Linked DNA regions of Homo sapiens: region 1 is linked to region 2. A link is a loop called in an ENCODE intact Hi-C map of the cell type or tissue named here. Cell type or tissue: GM12878. All regions are shown on one strand. Links, peaks and the distances in the headings refer to the core of each region. The heading gives the core; the rest is flanking DNA.

The links. A loop is a pair of places that touch in the nucleus more often than their neighbours do. Peaks named below come from ENCODE experiments on the same cell type or tissue, not always from the same donor. Only the 100,000 strongest peaks of a DNase experiment are listed, where the experiment ranks them.
Region 1: it touches region 2 in a loop (2.1-fold over the local background); 4 of 110 quality-filtered maps call a loop at or near these places.

The regions. Positions count from the first base shown.
Region 1 is chr10:97,135,663-97,141,811 of GRCh38, reverse strand. The region is part of intron 4 of SLIT1 (slit guidance ligand 1); the gene reads left to right. Among named protein-coding and RNA genes, the nearest start is that of SLIT1-AS1, 36 kb to the right of the region's middle. RefSeq lists an enhancer at 227-967. In GM12878, for the core only: a CTCF peak has its summit at 3,456; no DNase peak of the experiment used is centred there.
Region 2 is chr10:97,193,467-97,199,615 of GRCh38, reverse strand. All of the region lies in intron 11 of ARHGAP19-SLIT1 (ARHGAP19-SLIT1 readthrough (NMD candidate)), which reads left to right. It overlaps LOC112268065 (a long non-coding RNA gene), which reads right to left and starts at 3,716. Exons shown (of 3, transcript XR_002957098.2): 1 at 3,533-3,716; 2 at 171-356. RefSeq lists an enhancer at 2,864-3,103 and a silencer at 3,234-3,283. In GM12878, for the core only: a CTCF peak has its summit at 2,874; a DNase peak (open chromatin) is centred at 2,839; H3K4me3 peaks cover 1,135 bases.

The DNA.
Region 1 (6,149 bases), core at 1,273-5,272, 58 kb after region 2:
AGTACAATACAATACAATACAGTACAATACAATACAGTACGATACAATACGATACGATACGATACGATACGATACAATACAGTACAATACAATACAGTACAATACAATACGATACGATACGATACGATACAATACGATACAATGCAATGCAATACAATACAATGCAATACAGTGCATTAAGGTGGCTAAAAGAGTATAGTCTCAGTTTGAATTAATAGAGGCAATGTGTCCTCTCCAGGGGAGGGCAGTCCTGTTCTAGTCTGTGCTGATTCAAGCATATCCAGAGAACAGTGTTCAGAACCAGGATCTGTTTTATCGCGTGTGCTTGTGTGGAGGTCTCTGAACATGCTTGGAGGAGGGTGGCTAACACTGGGAGCCATCTGGAAACCATTTCATATGGGATAGAGTCAAGGGGCCTGGGGCTGTTTGGTGCGATGAAAAGAAAATGTAGAGGAACCCTGAGAGTAATTTTCAAATCTATGTGAAGGGCTGTCATGAGGACAAGGAAGCAGATTTGTTCTAGAAGCTGGGTCCAGGGGTGGAAGTGGATGTTGTTCTGCACGAGGCAGGCTTCCTAGACACGAGCTGGCTGCTGAAGGGTGGGCTGCTGTGCTTGTCACCTCATTCCTGGAAGAGTTCAGGGAGGGGCTGAATCCGCATCTGCCAGAACTGCGTGCTGGAGCTGTCGTCGGGAGCCAGGGTCTGATAGCCTCGGGGTGCTTTTACATGCAGAGCCTCCGACAAGGGAGCCGTGGAGGACTTGCGAGTAGGGAAGAAGCCGACCCAAGCGGTGTTTCGGATGGTTAATCTGCTCACAGACACACGCAACTGGCAGCTGGTGGGTGCCTGGAAGTCCCCTAGCCTGAGCCTCAGTGTTGGAAGCCATCCCCTCTAGCAAAGTGGTTCCAGTGAGCTGTGTAACAAAATATTTACCAGACCCCAGATTCTGGCCCACATTTCAGAGTCAAATTTGGAACAATAAAAATCGACAAATCGCTTTGGAAGTGATGTCTGATTTGTAAAGAGACACAGGAGGTTTATCCCTGGGCAAAACCAGAGGTGCCGAGGAGCCCGTTCTCCCCTGGGCTGCCCCCACCCAGCCATCGCCCGCTGAGCAATGACTCATTTCCCCCTTTGAAGTCCACGTAGTTGTCTTTGGGGCCCTGGTGTTTGTACCCCTCTGCTCCTTCAACAAAGGCCCTTCTGTCGGCCGATCGCGGAGGCCAAGCAGGGAAGGGTTAGAAAGGAAGGTATCGACTGAATACCAATAAGGAGGGGAAGTGTGTTTATGGAGAATGAGGGGCTCCAGGCAACTTGGGGGCCCACTCGTGCTGTGCAAACACAGCGGAGAATTCCCTTTGGCGGGTTTGTTTTACTAAAGGCTCTGGGGCCCAAGGAGGGCGGTGGGAGGGGAACAGGAGAGAGGGAGGAAATATTTCACAATTCGAAGTTGAAGCTTAGCCCCTTGTTGGGGAGGGGCCGGCCTGAGAGCTGCAGGGTAACAAAGAGGCAGTGTGGGCTGGTGACAGTTAGGGGAAAACACATGGCAACTAATGGGGTAGTAATGGGTAGGGAGGTAACCTGGGAAAAGCTGGTACGAGGAACGCTGGCACATAAATTCTGGTGGCGAGACACCCGCCTTGGCAGGGAGACAGGGGCCACTCTTTCACCCTCCCCATGGTCAGAGCCAGAGATGTTCCCACTCCCAGGAACATGGTCAGGGTGAGGGATGGCGGGAAGAGGAAAAGCCATGCTGGGGTTTCATCACCCTGCAAGGCCCCTGGAAAGACAGAGAGGAAGAGGGGAGCTTCAGGCTAAGTGCCAGAAATCAGCACAAAGCAGAGGCTTCTGTTGCTGCTGCCTACCCCATTCATAGTGAGGGGCGATGGGCACCTTGCTGAGACCCCGTGGTTGGACCCCCAAGGACACCCACCTTGTGAGAGGCTTTGCCGATTTCGGGAGTCCCCAGCTGTTCAGCTGGAGCCAAGGGCCCAGTGCCCTGTGTGCACACTGACATGCAGTGCCCTTGTAGGGGACCCAAAGATAGGGTTTTCCTATTCATCCAGGCCCCCGGAACTCTGCACGCCATTTCTAGGAGAATCCTTTGGACATGTCAGCTCTCAGAGGGGACAGTATTTATTACCTGGGGGTTTTTGGAGGAAGCCATTTAGCAGTTTGGATTTGGACGTTTACAGCTTCCATGAGGTTCCCCAAACAACCAGTGGTGTCCCAGAGTTCAGGATAGTGTGCTTGTTGACAGGGGTTTTGGTACCCTGTCTGTCACAGAGCAACTATTTCTTGATCAAGTTGATAATACTCTTCTCTTAGAAACCAAAACAAAAAAGCAAAGCCACTTTTTATGTATTTCCCTATCTTTGTGTGTGTGACCAGCTCTCCTCTCCACAGTGCTTAGGAAACATTTAGGAAAGAAGAGAATGGGGATGCTCCGTTTGAGGGGAGCACACTGAGAGCCTCTTTCTCCTCCAAGGCTACTGGCCCTGGGATTGTGAATCCTTAATGTGATTCCTGGTTGATGTTTGCAAAGTAGCAGCTAGTCTTAGACTCCTGAGTACTTCCAGTTTCCCATGGTGAGTGTCCCTCCTGAAGGTAACTGAATTCTCGAGATGGCCCCCAGCCTGCTGCCTGGCTGAGAGGCGGCCCTCCTTTCCAGCCTCACTCCCGCTGACTTGGCCGTGGGGACCCTGGGCTCTGCTTCCCTCTCCGGATGCATGGATGCATTCATTCACCCGACCAACTCATTACAAGCCTGCTGCCTGCAGTCATTTGTCTGGCACAGGGAATATCAGGATGGATTAGATATGGTCTTGGGCTTAGGCAGAGTGTTGACTGGTGGTGCTGCGGGTTGCTGATTCTCAAGAGGGTGATGTAAGCTGTGAGAATTTGATGGCTGGTTGGCAGCCTGGCTTTTTCCCTCCTGGTTCCCATCCATGAAATGAAAAAACACTGGAATGTAAAAGGAAACAAATAGTGAAACATTGTATTTCACAGGCACAGATGCACACATATCAATTATACTGTTATGCTGTTCCAGCATAATCGCCTTCCTCATCTTCCTCTGTCTCAGACATATTCAAATTTGGTCACCACACCTGGGTGTCTGAATGTCTTGTCCTTCTAAAGGTAACTAGAAAAAAAAAAAAACAGTTTCCTACAAATCACAACTGCGTTTATAGGAAACAAAGGACAGGAAATAATTTTGAGCAGATCCTTACGGGAAACTTGTGTAAGCAAGGCCTGGAACTCATGTATTGATGATTTTTAATAGCATCTTTCCCAGCCAGCTGGACATGGCATGAGACTTCAGTCATCCCGAAGGGAAGGCCGTGGACAACTGGTCATTTGAACATTGACCACAGACCGTGGTGACCGTCCCCGGCCTCCCTGCAAGAGTGCATCCCTCGCTGATAAGCGCCATCTGTTGATAGTGGAGGTGAATGCAGGTGTCAGCTGTACATTGCGGAAGGCACAGGTGACCCGGAGGCCCGTAAGTGGGGAGGCCACTGTGCAGCTTCCATCTGGACTTCGCATGTAATATTCTCTGGTGCTACCCAAATATAATTGGCCACTGGTGTACTTGGTAGATTGGTTCCGCAATCAGCCCTTCGGAACCCGCGTATGTAAAATGCCAGCCCTCGGTATATGCAGGTTTCATAACCTGCAAACACTGTATTTCCCATCTGCCTCTGGCTGAAAAAAATCCAATATAAGTGGACCCAGGCAGTTCAAACCCATGTTGTTCAAGGATCAACTGTAATCTTAATCGGGAATCAGGCACAACAGGGAAGTTGAGTTTAGACTCTGGAATCCAATAGCTCTGCTACTCACCGGCTCGGGGACCTGGCAAGTTGCTTAATCTTGTTTAGACTCAGTTTTCTTATGTGGAAACAGGGCATAGCAAGAACCAATCTAAATTGTTGAGCACAGATTAAATGAGATGATGCTGTTAATGGGGCCCAACATGTGGTAAACCATCAAGAAACATTAAGCAACCAGCCTGGGCAACATGACAAAACCCCGTCTCTACAGAAAATACAAAAATTAGCTGGGGATGGTGGGGCACACCTGTAATCCCAGCTACTTTGGAGGCTGAGGTGGGAGGATCACTTGAGCCTGGGCAGGTTGAGGCTGCAGTGAGCCGAGATTATGTCCCTGAACTCCAGCCTGGGCATAGAGTGAGACCTTGTCTAAAAGAAAGAAAGAAGGAAAGAAGGAGAGAAAGAAAGAGAGACAGAGAGAAAGAAAGGAAGGAAGGAAGGAAAAGAAACATTAAGCTTGTATTTTTCTTGATAGTTAAGTCAGAGTCCCTCTAACAGTAGAAAATATGGGGAACAAAATAAAACAATTACATTTCCAGCATCTTAATCCTCATCCTGTATTTAGAATATGTTAGAGCAAAATTTTCCAGATGTGGTTTTCTGATTATTTGTAGATATTTTTCCCCCCAAACAAAGAGAATCAGGCAACCAAATGTGGCTGAGATTCTGGAATTTTGGTCTGGATATCAAGCATGTGGAATTCATTCTAGCAAGAGAGGAGTGTGCCTCGAAGATGTCTCTCTCCAAAGTGCTTCAGTTAATAGCTAATCTTTCCAGACTATATAAAGGATTTCCTTTATTATTTAGGAAGAGGAAAACATTATTTTTAAAGAAATAAAATAAAATAAAAATGGTTGTTTTTAATGCTGATAAAAGGATTGTGGTCAAATCTGCAAACAGCTTCCTTTTTCTTTTATTTGACCTCACTGCAGGCCTGCTTGGTGTGAAGTCCAGGTTGGAGGGATGCTTGCTGGTTTTTCCAGCTCATTTAACTCCAAGAGCATCGGTCTTTGTTGAGGGTGAGACCTTGACAGTTATCCGTTTTGACTCTAACAGGGAGGACTTGTCCCTGTTCAATCTGTTCTGATCTCCTGTCTCCATTGTTAATATCAGCTCACATCCAGAAGGGACCTAGGTTGAGAGGTGTTCCTGGTGACCCGGCCACTGCCCCCAGGCATGTCTCATCATGCCACAAGGACACAGTGTTGCCTCCTACACACCGACAGTATGCCTTCAAATCTTGCAAGCTCTGTAATTAGGAGCTTCGTTAAACGTGGAAGGATCACTCATTTCTGCCCATTTCCTGGCTTTCAGGGAGGACCCAGTCATGCTCATCAGTACTCTATAAAACGCCGGGCAGAGATGGTTTGTTTTTTATTTTCGTGTAAGGAGATGGGTTGTTTGTTTGTTGTGGGGGCAGGAGCCTGAAGCTTTTTGTTGTGTTTTACTTTGTTTTGTTTTTTGATGGGGGATTTCTAAAAGTAAGGATACAAAAAGATTACTATGACACAATTTACAAAATTATAATAGCATATGGACACATTGTTGGTGACCTACTCACACTGTAGAAGAGGCCAATGCAAGTGAGTGGCCTTGAAATATAAGTTTCCTTAACTTCATGGTAAAGCCACTTAAAAAAATAACTTTATTTTTAAAGAACAGTTTTAGGTTCACAGCAACACCAAACGGAAGGTACGGAGATTCCCCAAACACCCCCTGCCCTCCCACGGGTACAGCCTCCCCCAGCAGAGTGGTGCACCTATTACAGTGGATGAGGGGACAAGGTGACACAGCATCACCCAAGGCCAGAGTTGACACAAGCGTTCACTCTTGGTACTGTACATTCTATAAGGACTTATAGTGACTTTAGAATATGGTTTTATGAGTGTGTTGCCATTCTTTATTTATCACCAATGCCAAATGCAGATGCTGACATCTCAAGTTAGTCAGCCCGAGGGCCCCATCCTAATGTTAAATTCCATCATCACCCCAAGGACCCCGGAATGCAGGAGCCCACCCAGGGGTCCCAGGTGCCTTTCCAACCACCACCCCTTCCTTATCCCTCCCCAGGGCACAGTGTGTCAGCTCCTGGGCATTTTTCTATGGAGCAGGTAAAATAGAATGATCTCCTCCTATGCCCAAGAGAAGTGGTTTTAACAGGGGACCCACTCCCCGACCTGGTCTCTGTCATTGTCCTTTTCGGAAACGGGACCATCCGTGGCTGTTTACATCCCCTTCTGCAGCCCCTCCTCCACTTGACTGAGCAGCCCCGCTGGGGAGAGACCCAAGTACAGCATCCAGTCAGAGTGCCCT
Region 2 (6,149 bases), core at 1,316-5,315:
CAGGCTGTGCTTCAGGTGCCAGAGAACCTCGGGCAAATCAAGAGGTGCCAGTCCCTGCAGTCCAGCCTCAACTTCTCTCCTCTTCCCTCTCCTCAGTCAAGAAAAACCAGTTAGTTCCACTTGGTAGAAAATGTGCCCAAACTTGAGCCTTTCCTGGGTCCCATGCTTACCTGTGTGCTGCGTTAATCTGCCAGCCCTCTGTCAAGGGGCTTCCTTCCTGTGGGGTGCCCCTCCCGCTGTCACTCTCCCGCATCCAAATGTGCTCTTCAGAAGCCACTTCCTCCTGGGAACTGAACCCAGACTTTGGGGAAGCTGCCACCAGTCCATAGTGAGAGTCAGGCTTCCTCAGAGTGTGGCTTAACAAATTGAAGATGATAATTAATAATTAAGATGGTAAGATGATTAATTAATTATCTTAATCAACATACTTGTGTATACATGAGGGAAAGCTGAGAGTTTTGCCTCAAAGCACAGCTGGCTGGAGCACTGGATTGAGATGGTTCTGAAGCCGAGCTCAAAGGAAAGGAGTGTGGTGATTAATTAGCGACATCTGCCGCGGGCCGGGGAGGGGAGAATGGTAGCTTGCCCACTATGCACTTGTCATCCTGGCCGAAACGATTTCTTCCTGTTTTCTATTGAGGCATAACCTTCATAAAGTGCACTGATTTTAAGTGTATAACTTGATGTATGTTTACATACTTATGCTTAAACGTGTATATATGTGTATAAATATTTATACACACACGCACACATTACCACCACCTAGATCAAAATACCATTTCCAGAGGCCCAAAATGTCCCCTTGTGCCGGCTTTCAGTTACTGCTGTCTCAAAGGCAACCATTATTTTGACTTCTGTCACTATAAATTAGATTTGCTTGTGTTCTATTTCATATACATTGGATTAAACAATATATATTCTTGTGTCTGGCTTCTTTCACTCAGCATAATGCCTGTGTAATTCATTAATGTTGTTGAGTGGCTTGTTCTTGCTCATTATTCCATTGTATAGCTACGCCACAATTTGTTTATCCATTCCCCTGTTGATGAACATTTGAGCTGCTTCCAGTCTGAGCTATTCTGAATGAGGCTGTCATAAATATTCTTCTACATGTCTTTTGGTGGACCTAACCGCTCATTTCTGTTGTGTGTGTATATATATCTATATCTATACATCTATGTTTATATACACATGTACAAATATATATACGTACAAATATATATGTGTGTGTATACATATATTCAGGAGAAAAAGTGCAGAGTCACAGGGTAGGTAAACGTTTAGCTCGTGAAGTAACTGAGTTTGACTCACCAAGCCTTGAATTGCATCAAACGTGAACGGCTTCCATTGCATGTAAAACAGCGTGCTGGGCTCCAGGTACACACATATCTGTTAAACTGAGACTCTGACTCTGAGATATGATATCAACTTAGAGCAAGTCTTAAAGAAAAGCAAACACCTAATACAACCAGGCAGCTCATTCTCTAACCTTTCCCTATTTTCATATTTTATAGTACTTCATATTTTTTTTTCTTCTTTTTTTAATCCAGGGTCTTTGTTACCCAGGCTGGAGTGCAGTGGCGAGATCTCAGCCCACTGCAGCCTTGACCTCCTGGGCTCAGGTAATTCTCCCACCTCAGCTTCCCGAGTAGCTGGGACCACAGTTGTGTGCCACTATACCCAGCTAATGTTTGCATTTTTTGTAGAGATGGGGTTTCACCATGTTGCCCAGGCTGGTCTAGAACTCCTGGACTCAAGTGATCCACCTGTCTCAGCCTTCCAAGGTGCTGGGATTACTCACATGAGCCACCATGCCCGGCCTCTATATTTTCAATTACTTAATTGAACTTTGGTTTCCTGCAGGCTCTAATAAATCTTGCATTCCCCCCAATTCTTTCTTGACTTTCCAGAGGTTTGTTTAGGCTTGTTTTGCCAGATATCATGTCTTCTTTAGCTTTCTTTGGTTGTCCCAGAGCAGATCTTATCTGTATTGGCTAGGAAAAGAGTTGGGGACACATCCCCAGTCCAGTGATCAGTTCCCTATGCCTGGAAATTTTTTTTCCAATCAAGAAGAAAAAAACTTCTCCAAGAATGACCTCTTTTAACCTCTTTTAAAATGGGCTTTTGCTTTTTGAAATAACAGCTGCAGTATTTATAGTCTGTATTGAATACTTATGTTTGGCCACTAAATACTTCTGGCTGTAGAAGACTCCTGACTTGTAAATTTGCTTTTGATTTTAACAAGGATCACATGTCTTGTTTGAGCAATATAGGGCCTTGTTCATGGTGGATGCACAATAAATATTGAATGAACTTAATGAAAATCATTTAAGAAAACATTACATAGACTGTAACTAGAGGCGATGGAAATTTCCTTCCAGCTCTAAGGTTTTAAGGCGAAGCCCTCAGAGGATATCTTCATCCTCAGCCTTGGGAAGGAGTGGGGAGATGACGAAGGGAGGGAGGGAGTGGCTCTTTTTTTCACTGTAGACAGGAGTGGAGCTGCGTGGGCAGCGGTCGGGCGTCCCTGGGTTGGGTGTATTCATCCAGCCTCCAGCTACTCTGACTCTAAACAATGGTCAGTACTCTTGGATTTCTAAATTCTGTCTGGTCTTAATCTAAACCCAGATTAAGGACCTGGGTTTTCTAGTCCCATTTCCGTTCGTTTGCGTTTCACAAGCATTTATTGAGCACCTACTAGGTTCCAGGGACTGCGCTGGGGACTAGACTGCACACATGAGTTGCACAGAAGCTGACAGATACGTGGGCAGGTAGAACCACAAAGGCTTCATCTCAATATGTAAGCGGGGTGATGGAGGGAAGGCATTCGGCTCTGCCCCCAGCAGTTCTGTGACCTTGGGGCAGCTGCTTCTCCTCTAGGGGCGCTATTTCCTTATCTGTAAGATAGGGGGATTGCAAGGTTTTCTTTCCGAAGTCGCTTCCAGCTGTACTGGGCCGGGGGGCTATGCATCTGTCCCCGCCAAACGACGCTGAGGACAGGGTGGTTGGACAACTGGACAGGCCTCAGAGTGGACAAACCCAGAGCTTCCCTGGGTGCGCCCCTCACAGATGGTGCCTGAAACCTCCCGAAGGGCCTCTGCGCCGCCCCCATTCCCGTTTGTCCGGAGGCGCTGTTTTGATTGATCCAGTAGAGGTGCGCGGTTTCCGTTTGCTTGGCGCCCTTCTTAGCAAACGCACCCACCCCCAAGCGGCGGTACAGATGGCCCCGCCCCGCCCTCGCGCGTCCTCGCGGCCCCCTTGCGCTCCCTCCCCCGGGAGTCCCGTCGTGCAGAGCCGCGCCTCCGCGCCGGGGAGCCAGTGTCCGCGAACCCAGCCGGCACTCCGGGTTCCGCGCCGCTGCCCCGACGCCGCGGGCCGGGGCTGGTGAATGTTTATGGAGGAGGATGAGAGATCCTCCAAGGACCCAAACTGGCTTGGCAGCGGAAGCCCAAAGCAGCCACCAAACGGTCGATTTAAAAAACTCATCCTGCCCTCCCTGGAAACCTCTCCAAGCCTTTCCAGCCTGGCCTACCTCAGCTCCCTGACCCAGCTTCAGTATTGCGACGGTGATTTTAAATCTGCCAGCAGTGTTGACACCGCTGTCTGGCCTTTGCAGGTGCCAGGCCTGGGCGTGAACAGGGGGCTTTGCCACCCACTGGCTGCATAACCGAGCAGCAGTCGACAACTCCTCCAAGGCTCCGGTTTCTCCTCTAAACAGTTAACAGCAACTCCCTTACAGCGTTACCTGCAGATCATTCCTGTGTGACATCATTCCAGATGTGACATCAACAGCAGGCAGTTTTGTCATTGTGCAGTAAAAAGGTTCAGGGTGTGACATCTGGCTTCAGACTGCCTGGGGTAAGATCCCCTGTCCCTGTCAGTGGGGCATGATGAACAAGTTTCTTAACTCCCTGGGCAGCAGTTGCTTAATGCTAGGGATCACTGGCAGCAGGAGACAAAGACCAGTGGAGGACCCGCGTTCTGGACCACATTTTCTCCCTTAGCTGAGCCATCACTTATTATTTTTTATTGTGCTAATTATATACATATGACAAAATTTACCATTTAGCCATTCTAAATGTACAATTAGTGGCATTAATTGCATTCATAGTGTTGTGCGATCATCACCATTTATTTCCAAAATTTTTTCCTCACACCTAACAGAAACTTTGTACGCATTAAACAATAACTTTCCATTCCCATCCCCCTCCAGCCCCTAGCAACCTCTAATCTACTCCTTGTCTACATAAATTTGTCTGTTCTAGATATTTTCATACAAACTGTCGCTTATTTTTTATTTTATTTTTCTGAGACAGAGTCTCTCTCTGTTGCTCAGGCTGGAGTGCAGTGGTACAATCTTGGGTCACTGCCACCTCTGCCCCCCTGGGTTCAAGCAATTCTCTTGCCTCAACCTCCTGAGTAGCTGGGATTACAGGTGCCTGCCACCACACCCTGCTAATTTTTGTATTTTTAGTAGAGATGGGGTTTTGCCATCTTGGCCAGGCTGGTCTTGAACTCCTGACCTCAGGTGATCCGCCTGCCTTGGCCTCCCAAAGTGCTAGGATTACAGGCGTGAGCCACCGCGCCCAGCTCGTCGCTTATTTTTTAAGCACCCTTTGCAGATTAGAGCAGCTCCCTCAGTGCAGGAATATAAAATGTGTTATTTAGTATTTAGTGTGTTCACATAAAATCATTAAATTTCGTATACGAAATTTAGTGGTAATTTTATTCAAACTATAATGGTAATTACATTTTTATTTCTAAAAATTTTTTGTAGCTTATTGTAGAAAATATGGAAAATATAGAAGGGTATAAAATAAGAGACTAAAAATCACTGATAATTCCAATGATTTAACATTTGGATGTATTCTCTTTTAATTAGATTAGATTTACTTTTAAGTTCATTGAATGTTTTTAGGCTAGGAGCTGCTGAATCTAGGTTTTTGCCATTTTGAGAAGGACAACTACATTTGCGATGAGAAGACCACCCACAGTCTGTGAGGGAAAGGAAAGGTCTAAGAATATCTGGGTTTCGTGTCAGTTACACAAGCAGACCCAGAACACACACATTTGCAGAAGGAGCTAAGGAAAAAGAAGAAGAAGGAATCCTCTAAAATTACTTGTACATAATGTTTGTCAAACGGAACTTTCTCTAGACAGACCTGTTGCCTAAGTTATCCCTATAACCAATTTTGGCTTTTTAAAAAAATGAACACACTAACCACATGCCTGTACATGCAGCATAAGGCACTTTCTTTTTTCAGTTTTTAAATTTATTATTATTATTATTATTATTTTTGAGATGGAGTTTCTCTCTTGTTGCCCAGGCTGGAGTGCAATGGTGTGATCTCAGCTCACTGCAACCTCTGCCTCCTCCCAGGTTCAAGTGATTCTTCTGCCTCAGCCTCCCAAGTAGCTGGGATTACAAGCATGCACCACCACGCCAGGCTAATTTTGTATTTTTAGTAGAGACGAGGTTTTACCACGTTGACCAGGCTGGTCTTGAACTCCTGACCTCAGGTGATCCACCTGCCTCGGCCTCCCAAAGTGTTGGGATTACAGGCATGAGCCACTGCACCTGACCAAATTTATTATTATTTATATATTTACTTTTTTGAGACAAGGTCTTGCTCTGTTGCCCAGGCTGGAATGCAGTGGTGCGATCACGGCTCACTGCAGCTTTGACTTCATGGGTTCAAGCCATTCTCCCACCTCAGCTTCCTGAGTAGCTGGGACTACAGGCGCAAGCCACTGTGCCCGGCTAATTTTTGTATTTTTTGTAGAGACAGTGTTTCGCCATGTTGCCCAGGCTGGTCTTGAACTCCTGAGCTCAAGTGATCTGCCTGCCTTTGCCTCCCAAAGTGCTGGGATTACAGGCGTGAGCCACTGCGCTTAGCCCATAAGGCACTCTCCTATGTACTACCCATTCAATCCCCACACTGGCCCCAGGAGGTAGATCTTAAGTAAATGGGTATTTTACATCTCAGCTCTGCCACCTACGTGCTGTGTGACCTTGGGTGAACTCCCAAACGTCGTTGTGCTTCCAGCTCCTTCTAAGTTTCTTGGGAGTATTAAATGATTTAATAGGTAAAGGTCTTGGAAGAGTATGAGCCCCTGGAATTTATAGGTACAATAGAAGTGTTTGTTAG